Linked DNA regions of Homo sapiens: region 1 is linked to region 2. A link is an interaction called in ENCODE POLR2A ChIA-PET data of the cell type or tissue named here. Cell type or tissue: HepG2. All regions are shown on one strand. Each heading gives the region's core, and the rest is flanking DNA. Links, peaks and the distances in the headings are about the cores only. Region 1 overlaps CYP27A1 (cytochrome P450 family 27 subfamily A member 1). Region 2 overlaps TTLL4 (tubulin tyrosine ligase like 4).

Evidence for each region. Peaks named below come from ENCODE experiments on the same cell type or tissue, not always from the same donor. Only the 100,000 strongest peaks of a DNase experiment are listed, where the experiment ranks them.
Region 1: POLR2A ChIA-PET joins it to region 2 with 5 read pairs; 3 of 35 experiments call an interaction of 5 or more read pairs at or near these places.

The regions. Positions count from the first base shown.
Region 1 is chr2:218,806,199-218,811,574 of GRCh38, forward strand. CYP27A1 (cytochrome P450 family 27 subfamily A member 1) reads left to right here. Exons shown (of 9, transcript NM_000784.4): 2 at 3,379-3,569. Among named protein-coding and RNA genes, the nearest start is that of MIR9500, 14 kb to the right of the region's middle. In HepG2, for the core only: no CTCF peak of the experiment used is centred there; a DNase peak (open chromatin) is centred at 353; H3K4me3 peaks cover 103 bases.
Region 2 is chr2:218,753,543-218,758,918 of GRCh38, forward strand. TTLL4 (tubulin tyrosine ligase like 4) reads left to right here. Exons shown (of 20, transcript NM_014640.5): 19 at 42-127; 20 at 592-1,874. The coding sequence ends at 847. Among named protein-coding and RNA genes, the nearest start is that of CYP27A1, 26 kb to the right of the region's middle. In HepG2, for the core only: a CTCF peak has its summit at 3,669 (motif pointing right); DNase peaks (open chromatin) are centred at 1,869 and 2,419; H3K4me3 peaks cover 1,060 bases.

The sequences.
Region 1 (5,376 bases), core at 323-5,322, 53 kb after region 2:
TTTACTTCAACTTAACAGAAGGATAAGAAACCAAACTTTAGAAAAATATTTCTTCAAAATGGTATATATTTGTTTTAAACAGGTCTTCTAAAATTAAAGAATTAGGAGACATATTAAGAGGCTGGACTTATTGCAGTAGTTCTCAATCTATGGTGATTTCATCCCCCAGGGGACATTTTGGAAATGTCTAGAGACATCTGTGGTAGCCACAACTCAGAGGGGGTGCGGTACTTGTGGGGAGAGGCCAGGAATGCTGCTAGGCACCCGGCAACGCACACCACTGTCGGCTACAACATAGAATTATCCACTCCGAGTATTAACAGTGCCACAGTTGAGTAATCCTGGGTTGTTATTGCATAATATTGTGGTTTTAAAATAGTACACGCTTTTCAAGGGCCTACGTTTGTTTCCAGTTAGAAGGACATAGTTGTTTTCTCAGGGATCCGTGGAGTAAGTGGTTCAGAGCATGGCCTCCAGCCAGGTGTTTGGAGTTTGAATCCTGACTCTGCTACTTAATGATAAAGTGACCTTGAGCAACTTCTTTGGGCCTCAGTTTCCTCATCGGCAAAATTGTGGTAATATTAAACCTACCCCAAACAGCTGTAGTGAGGATTGAATGAGCTAATATAAGTAAAATTCTTGGAACAGTGTCTGGTTCATGGTCAGCTCTATGGAAACACGTGCAATTATTATTGTTAATGTCTTAAACTGGAAACAAATTAAGCCTACTTTTAGGACAGGTCTCCTAGGGAATTTTTTTTTTTTTTTTTTTTTTTGAGATGGAGTCTCACATTGCCACCCAGGCTGGAGTGCAGTGGCATGATCTTGGCTCACTGTAACCTCCTCCTCCTCCCGGGTTCAAGCGATTCTCCTGCCTCAGCCTCCCAAGTAGCTGGGATTACAGGCGCCCACCAACATGCCCAGCTAATTTTTTGTATTTTTAGTAGAGACGGCGTTTCACCATGTTGGCCAGGTTGGTCTCGAACTCTTGACCTTGTGATTTGCCCACCTCAGCCTCCCAAAGTGCTGGGATTACAGGCGTGAGCCACTGTGCCCGGCCCTCCTAGGGAATTTAATAGAGGAAAATAGATGTGTATGTAAAGTATTTTTTAAAAAGCAACCTTTAAGGAAAAAAACAAAACTCACTCACAGGAAAATGATATGGCTGGGGCACTTATAAATCTAAGGAGTATTTACAGGAATTCAGAGGCTCAGCAAGGATTCCCTGCCTTCTAGAACTATCTGGTCAATGTCAGGTGACTTACTGTTTCAGAAAACATTTCTTTTTGTACCTTTAGACTTTAAAAATTTGAATAGGTAATACATTATCATAGTTCAAGACTCAAACAATAGAACATGATACACACTAAGCAGTCTGACCCCCTCCGCTGCTCCCCTGACCCTCCCATAGTAATCACTTTATATTTATTTATTTAGAGACAGAGTCTCACTCTGTCATCTAGGCTGGAGTGCAGTGGGTACAGTCATGGCTCAATGCAGCTTTGACTTCAAGCAATTCTCCCACCTCAGCCTCCGAGTAGCTGGAATCACAGGCGCACACTGCCATGCCCAGCGAATTTTTTTTTTTTTTTGTAGAGGCAGGGTTTTGCCATGTTGCCAAGGCTGATCTCAAACTCCTTAGCTCAAGTGATCCTCCAGCCTTGGCCTCCCAAAGTGCTGGGATTATAGGGGTGAGTCACCATGCCCGGTCCAGTAATCACTTTCACTAGTTTCTTATGTATCCATCCAGTATTTTTCTATGAAAGCAAATACAAATACTATATATTCTTATTTTAGACCTCCTTTCTTAGGCAAAAGATATACTTTTTCACATAATCTATCTTGGATATCTTTCTGTATTAGTACACAAGGAATTTCTTCATCCCTTTTTAAGGTGACATAGTATTTCATTATGTGGATATCTCATGCTTTGTTTATAAATTTGCTCGTACTTTTGTAAATATTAACAAATCGTCCTCCAAGTAGGGATGTGTTATTTTGGAGTCCTACCAGCAGTATATTTTCCTTCCAGGAAAATAGGCATATTCACTGCAGTTTGCAGACGATCAGCTGTTCAAAATTAGAACACACTGGCAGGTGTTCCTGGGAGGTAGAAATGGGAAACAGGTCTAAATGGATGTTAGGGGTTTGTCAAGACTGTCCTTCCAGGAACTGGCAGAATCAGCCATTTGTTCAAGGTGATGTCTGGGTATATGGGTGATATATTGGAGGCAATTATGTTGGATTGGTCCTAGGAGAATCCAGTTTTTAACACCAAAACTAAGATCCAGTAAAGTTGGAGTTTTTCTGGACTATGGGTTGGGTGACGTTTCCTTCTGTAATTTGAATGATAGATTTCATCTCCACAATTGGTAATGTCTCTTTTATAGAAGGTCTTTGGCCTAATTTCTATACTGGAACCGATTCTGATCCTCTCAAAATCTCTTCAGTAACTGATTAGGAAAGATGAAGTGCCCAGGAAACCACTGTGTTTCATTTTCTTTCAGTTTGTAGGTGTAACTTACCTAGGAAATATAGTCTTAGGATTTGTGGGTTATTTTAAATTTTTACCCCCCAAAACGTGTTTCTTTTCCTTCTCATTTTCAGCAACTATAAGACTATCATAGCAATGTCAATTTCATAGAGGCCGTGGATATCTATCGTCAAGTGCTTTAGAAATTCTAAGATAAAATATTTGAGAATTATATTACATAACATGGCCAGTACTTTTTTTTATTTCTTTTTTTGTCATGTTCTTAGATTTCAAAGACAAAATCATATGGAAGCTCAGGAAACTCATGGGAAATAAATAAATAAATAAATATCATACCGCATGGCTTACTTACTTATTTTTGGACCCTGACTTTCTCATCCAGCTTATTGTTTTTTCTGTTTTCTCATCAGTCTTCTTTTTTCTTGTTGATTACATAAGGCATTCATCATTTCATTGACAGCAAGCTGCAGTAGATTTAAATACAAAAAAAGGAGCTATAGGCTTTCTATCTCACCTCACTAAAGGGCTCAGTTTCCCTCAAATGCTGGCCTCCAACATACACCTCAACGTACCTCAGTTTGCCATATAGCCCATTTTTCCAAACTTTCACTCCTCCAAGGACCTCAATGCCTCCAGTTCCACCAGACACGCATTGCTCTAATATTCTAGCTCCTTGTGTGCCCATTTTTTAAATTTGCTCTTCCTCTGGAACAACAGGCCATCCTGGTGCCTACATCATACACAATGCCCTTTTTTTTTTTTTTTTTTTTTTGCCCAGCTCATTTGCTCTTGTGTAGCCATCAGACCCTTCCTCACCTCATCTCCTGTCCTGGGAGCACCTGCCCAGCTTGGCCCAGTTATTCAGTTTTGATTGAACTCCACAGGTGCTTTACAAGGCCAAGTACGGTCCAATGTGGATGTCCTACTTAGGGCCTCAGATGCACGTGAACCTGGCCAGTGCCCCGCTCTTGGAGCAAGTGATGCGGCAAGAGGGCAAGTACCCAGTACGGAACGACATGGAGCTATGGAAGGAGCACCGGGACCAGCACGACCTGACCTATGGGCCGTTCACCACGTGAGCTGGGGCCTGAAGGGACTGGAACAGGGCCCCAGAGGGCCAGGGCGAAAGACAGTGGGCACAGGGCAGGCAGGTGGATAACCGGCAGAATAGTACCCTCTGCATCCTCTGAGCCTGATGGTCTAGAGAGCAGTTGTTGGGAGGTGCTGAAGCCCAGGGACCATTCATTGGCTCTCCACTAATAAATATTAGGTTGGTGCAAAAGTCATTGTGGTTTTCACCATTTAAAATTATGGCAAAAACCACACCTGTAATCCCAGCACTTTGGGAGGCTGAGGTGGGCGGATCACTTGAGTTCAGGGGTTCGAGATCAGCTTGGCCAACACGGTGAAACCCCGTCTCTACTAAAAACACAAAAATTAGCCAGGTGTGGTGGTGGGCACCTGTAATCCCAGCTACTTGGGAGGCTGAGGCAGGAGGATCGTTTGAACCCAGGAGGTGGAGGTTGCAGTGAGCCGAGATCATGCCACTGCACTCCAGCCTGGGCAACAGAGTGAGACTCCATCTCAAAAAAGAAAAAAAAAAAAACTTTTTAACTTGACATCTGCCACTGAGGGTAAGATTTAGGTTGCAGGTTTTCACTGGGCCAGGCCACCTATGACATGACAGCTCAGATTTAGAATCGGAGCTAAACATTATGTAGAGCCCTTTGTAATCTATTTACATTTTTTTCTCTAAAGCCAGTTTCCTGAATAGATGATATCATATGCATGCATTTAAAAGCTCTTTTGTGAATCTTTGAGTCAGATGACTGGGGAAAAAAAGCTATTCTGCTAACTCATGATAAGTTTGGGGTTCTCAAATTTTTGTTTTAACATATATATTTTTAAAATATCATTTTATGAAGCATTGTTTCCTCCAAGTGATTTTTTAACAACCACGTTTAAGTTCTGTATATCCGATTCCTACTGTTGAGAGAGTTTTACTTTTGGAACAACGTGAAGTCCCAACAAATAGGTCTATTCTGGTTTTCATTTCTTTTTCAGCAACACTTTCAGTTTATCTTTTTGCAATTTTCCCTTAACATAATAAAGGCAGCTCCTGGGGTGGGGTGTTGAAGGTCATTAAAGAAAAAATATATATTAAAAAAAATTTGACTGGGTGCGGTGGCTCACGCCTGTAATCCCAGCACTTTGGGAGGCCAAGGTGGGCGGATCATGAGGTCAGGAGATCAAGACCATCCTGGCTAACACGGTGAAACCCCGACTCTACTAAAAAAAAATACAAAAAATTAGCTGGGTGTGGTGGCATGCACCTGTAGTCCCAGCTACTCAGGAGGCTGAGGCAGGAGAATCGCTTGAACCTGGGAGGTGGAGGTTGCAGTGAGCTGAGTGGGTGACAGAGCGAGACTCTGTCTCAAACAAAACAAAACAAAACAAACAAAAATACAACTTTATTGGTTTTAAAAATTCAAAAGTAATACTCACCGTGGAAATTCCAATAATAAAATATGAAGTCTCTTGCCCTTCCACCCCTATTGCATCCTCCTTAGCAACCAGTACTGACAGTTTGTTGTGTATTCTCCCCTCTTTATCCAGGAGCATGCAAATATACATGTGGATAGGTAGGATTTTGTCTCCTCTTAAAATTGGACCATATTGTACTTATTGCTCTACAGCTAGCCTTTTAAAAAAATGGACTCATACCCAGCTTGCTTAGGAAAGGAAATAGGTTTGAGGAACAGCTGGGAGTGGGGGCAGTCCCTGGACATTAATCTTGCTTATGGAAAGTATGTTTCCACCCACGTGAGCACCCTTGCCTAACCAAGGAGGAGGCCTGACCACCTACCTTGCCTAACCAGGGA
Region 2 (5,376 bases), core at 138-5,137:
TCCGCCAAGCCTTTTGGTCTCATTGCTTCCTTTGCTCTTAGTGGTCTCTCCCGACATCACTTCTGACTATCTCAAAGGATGACGTGATACTCAATGCCTTCAGCAAATCAGAGACTAGCAAGCTGGGGTGAGTGCTGCCTGGGCAAGGGAGGGGCTGCTGGCTGTGAGTTTGTAGAGTTTTCTTCCTTCCCCTCTTCCCAGACTGTGGCAGTGAGATCAGCATTCTCCAGCTGGGGGTTGGTGGGAGCGTCAGGACATGCAGCCATAGCATCCTTTTTCTGGTAGATCTTGGTATGCCCAGGGAAGCTGAGCTGGAGGACAGAAGTGCTTCCTGAAGCAGCCACTGTCAGCCATACCCACTAGCTGTGGGAAATTGTTAGCCCTCTACCCGCACCCCCATTCACTCTTGCACTGCAGGTCTCAAGCCTTCAAGTAAATAGAATTTTTTTTATGGTTATTACATTTCCATGTAATTTTGGCCTACAACACTGTAATGTCGTGAATGCCTGCTCCAGACTGAAGGCAAATCCTAAGGTAAAGTCTCAGTTAAACAGTGTCTCAGTCATTTCTTTCACCACCTATTCCCTCCAGAAAACAAAGCTCCTGTGAGGTTAGCCTACTACTCTCTGAAGACGGGACCACGCCCAAATCCAAGAAGACTCAAGCTGGCCTTTCCCCTTATCCCCAGAAACCCAGTTCCTCAAAGGACAGTGAGGACACCAGCAAAGAGCCCAGCCTTTCTACCCAGACGTTACCTGTGATCAAGTGCTCTGGGCAGACTTCAAGACTTTCTGCTTCCTCCACTTTCCAGTCAATCAGTGACTCCCTCCTGGCTGTGAGCCCATAACTGGCCTCTCTCCAAAAGCCTCTGCCCAGGAGCATGGGCATCAGCTACCTCACGGGAACCAGCCTGCTGTTCAGACCAGTCTGACCCCCTACCCCTTTCACCCTGTCCCTCCTCAGAGTATTTTTTGAAGTGGTTGCATTATAGAGATGGGTATTTGTAGGGCCGGAGGGATGGTAGTGATGGGGAGAAGGTGAGGAAGGGTCACCCTCTGTCACCTGTCTGCCTGGCTGGCACCTCATATCTCAGCAGAGAAGCCAGTGGTGGCCACGCAGCCTTATAAAGCAGGTTTTGGTTTCTACCTTAAGTGAGCCATGTGTGGTTTGTCTGGGGGCCCTGGTGTGGTTGCTGAGTTGTAGCTCAAGAGGAGAAAACATACAGAACATATTTGGACCGGAAATCCTTTGTTCTGAATTTGAGGGGGTCTTCTGAGGTCCTTACTTCCTTAGGTCTTTCCTCACCCCTCTCCCACCGCTGTCCTGAGGAGAAACCCTTGAACTTCCTCAGTAGACAGGCGGAGAGGCCACAACATGCCGAACCCATTTCCTGTCATCCTAGTCTTGGGTCTTCACCGCCTCCTTCCAAATACCCACCCTGCCAGCAGCCCTAGGTCTTCCTGTTCTGACCCCCCATCACTGCTCGTTCAGCCTTCTAGATGTCTCTCTCGTGGACATCTGTTCTTTAGCTGTTGGCTTTCTCTGAGGTGTGAGAGGGTCTATGAACTTTGTGAATTTCCCATGGCCCCAGTGAAGGAGCCCAGATAATCCCAGTAGCTGTTACCTGTCTCCATGTATCAAAGGACACAGTCCAGGGGGAGGGTGGAAGGAGATGTGGTTTCTCTATAGTGCAACAAACATGGTTTCTCAATGTTCTGCTGTGCAGCAAGCAGGGTCTGGCGGCTTGGTAGGTGGGTTTCAGGAGCAGTCACTATTGTAGGATGGGCTTCCAATCAAACCTCAGACTAAACTCTTGTACTGAACTGATTCTACCTCCCTCCTCTAGACTCAGTAAACAGTGACTATTCAATAAATGTTGACTGAGTGAACTGTATTTACAGAGATCTCAAAGGACCCCAGCACTTGAACCAGAAGTTCTAATTGTCTCTCATCTAGGTATGAGAAAGTGGAACCTGGGAACAGCACAAGCGGAAGAGTTCGGATCAGAAAGGTTTTCTCTGAAGCCGTGCTCCTTCCTAACCCTGCACTTAGTGGTTGCTGCTTGCCTCCTCCCCAGCCCCTGTAGTCCCTTTACTTAGTTTTTTCTAGCAGTGGCACATATAAGAAGCCAATTGGCCCCGTGTCCCTGCTACTCAAGTTTTCTCTTTGCACATCAGGCAGAAAGCTCAGCTACTTGGTCTCACCCTGGACTGTAGCTGCCCCCATTCTCTCTGAGCTTTGGAAAGATAGAGACTTCTGTGTTTCATGGCTCCTGGAGTTCTGTGGCGAGGTGGGGTGGGGCCCTGGAAAGATCACTGAGAGGCCTGATTGGGTTCAAGGCCACAGAGTAGGTGGGTGTTTGGCCGGTCCTAAGGCCATGTTGACAGTTGTGAAAGTTTGGTGACAAAGTCCTGGGCATCATTGGCTGCTCAATAGTAAGGACTTTAAAGTCGGGCCATAATGGGAGAGGTCCTTGACACTCCTATTGGATCTTTTCTGATGTAATTGAAGTGACCCGCCTCTTCTCCCCGCTGGCTGCAGTATTCTAGTGCAGACATGACATGGGGAATCTGCTGCCTTCCTAAGAGAAAATGAGCTGCCTGCCTGGCAGTTTTGTTGTGGCTGGGCCTTCACGGCAAGGACCTAGGCACGGAGTCCTGGTTGAGCTGGTTTACTCCATGAAAACGAACTTCAGTTCTTTGGCTTGCCCCCTGAGAATCCCTGTACAACACAACCAATCTATTTCCATTGCCCTAACTGGAGAGGGAACCAGCATTGCTGAATGGGGGTATTGGGGGAAGCATGGTGGGGGAAGGGAGAAGGACTTAGGAAATTAAGTCCTTGTGAGCAATGAAGGTCCTAAAAGAGCAATGGAAAGACACTGCTCTTAGTTTAAAACAAGTTTGTACATTATTCTTAATTTTCATCACATTTGAGTATCTGATAGACATGGGTGTTTTGCTGGGTAGGAGAAAGGAATGGGACTTACATACCACATTTACCTCTCACTCTTGAGAGAAAATTAAATCTTATCAAGCATTTGGCATATATACTTTTGTATTGAATGCCCACAATATGAGGTATTCAGCTAAGCAGGAATTTTTGAGAAGGAATGAGATTTTTTTGGGAAGGTTAAATTGGGAGTATAGTAGAATAAATATTTGTCAGAATATGTCAGTTGTTTTCCTAAGTTGATAACTTACCTAGTCTATTTGGAGGAAGGGAGGCGAGTGTTCTTGAGACAAGGAATGAAGTGCAGGCTATTTCTGGAGTAGTGGAGTAAGGGCTTGGGGTGGAAAGTGGAGGAGGGCAGTCACTGCTGTTTACTTTGCATCCACTTTGGAATGATGAGAAACTCAGTTTCTTAGAAGAAATAGTAATGAAGAGATGGCCTTGTGTCAGGAAAGGATCGGGAACCTTGAATCAGGCTGACCTTGGGTTTAAATCCCAGTTCTGCCACTTACTGTGTGACCTTGGGCATGTCATCTAACTTTTAAGTCTCCATTTCTTTGTAGTATGAATATAATACCTACAGTGCAGGGTTGCGAAGATTTAAACCAAATGTAGTGAAAGTACGTAGGACATAGAGGGCACTTTGCATGGTCACACCTTCTCCACTTGCTGTCCAAGCCCTGTGCCCTAGGTGGGAAGAGACAGGCAAGAAACGTAAAACCCTCTCCTCCAGGAGGTGGAGCTGCCATCGAGATATTTTAGAAGTGAAGATGCCAGAACAGGGTCTAGATAGCTCATGGCCCTCACCTTCACCCCAGTGCACACACAAACATCACCATTCACCCTCCTATTACATTATCACTCCTCTGGGGATTTATTCTTTGGTTAAACACTTCACAGTCAGAGCACAGAATCCCTGAGAAAGGAAGCACATTAAGCATTAGAAGTATGTGAACTGAGTGGGATTATTAAATTATTTCAAGAGAAGCTTTGAAAAGAAGGGGAAAGCAAGCACAGTGGGTGTCAGGTGGCTGGAAAGGGGAGAAGCAGGGTACAGAAAATAAGAGAACTTGATTGGAACTGGACCCAAAGAGCAGATATATGGACCTAACAGCTGTACGAAGGGGCAGTTGTCATTACAGGTACCTTCTCTTGGTTTCAAGCTGTTTGGCTGAGGGTGAGTATCCCCCTGTCACCCTAGCCAAAGTACATACCCAGTGGCTTCTGGGGCAGTCCAGTGCTGCTGAGGGCCAGTGAAGGAGACTGATCATCTGGACACAAAGACCTTTCTACTTCCTTCTCAGCTGAATTAGTTACCCAAGATAGGTGACCAACAAAGGCAGACAGGGATCTCCTCTCCTGGGCTCCCCTTGATTTGTCCTCTAAGATTAAGGCTTACCTGTGACTGTTGTTCGAATCCCCCAACTGCTGTGAGACTTGGAAACACTGATGGTTTTCAGATGGCTAAGAGAGCTCCATTTCTTGCCACCTGAGATTCTGACCAAGCCTTTCACAACCCTTCTTGGCCTTTTAGAGTTCCCCCTGTAGCAGAGTTTGCCCGCTCATTAATATCCGGGGATCTATGCCAGCTCATTTGGCTTGCCCCTTCACCAGCGTTGGATCAGTGAAAGTTGCAAGCAGTCATATGTTGCTCTCGGCAAATGTTTTACAGGTGAAAACACAAGAAGGGTCAATAGCAGGTGGTGGTTTTCTAAAACCCATCTGTGTCATAATTATAATAGACTGAGATACATGGAATGCCAGGGACTGCCACAGGCAAAGCTAACAGAATTTTGAAAAGATATTTAAGTTTCAGTTAGTAAACTGGGGACACCAAAGCCTACTCAGAATAGTTATGGGACTAAAATATGGAGGAAAAGCACCTAACAAGGTGCCTGATAATATATGATGCAGATTTAAAGTAGTGGATTCTAAAACAGACCAAAACTACCACCCAGAACATATAAAGTAAAAGCACTATAACATGCAATAGTGTTACAATACTATTACAATAGCGTGTTAATATTACCAAACTATGGTAAAATATACTTTGATTTTATCCATAATTAAAGCTGAGGATGTATTGATAGTTAACTTAGAAAGATTAAAGCCCCCATCATTAGCAGTCAGAGAAGAGCAGTTTAAACTGCAAGATACCACTTAACACTAAAGTGGCTCAAACTTAAAAGATTGAAAATACCAAGTGTCAGTATGATACTGAGATATTGAGAAGGTGCTGATGGGAATGCAAAATGATGCACTGGAAAGCAGCTTGGTAGATTCTTACAAAGTGAAACATGTCCTTAACGTATGACCTAGCAATTCCACTCTTGCAGGCAAATGTTCATAGCAGCTTATTCATAGTAGCAAAAATTTAGAAACAACCATATGTCCAACAATCAGTGAATTAACAAATTGTGATAT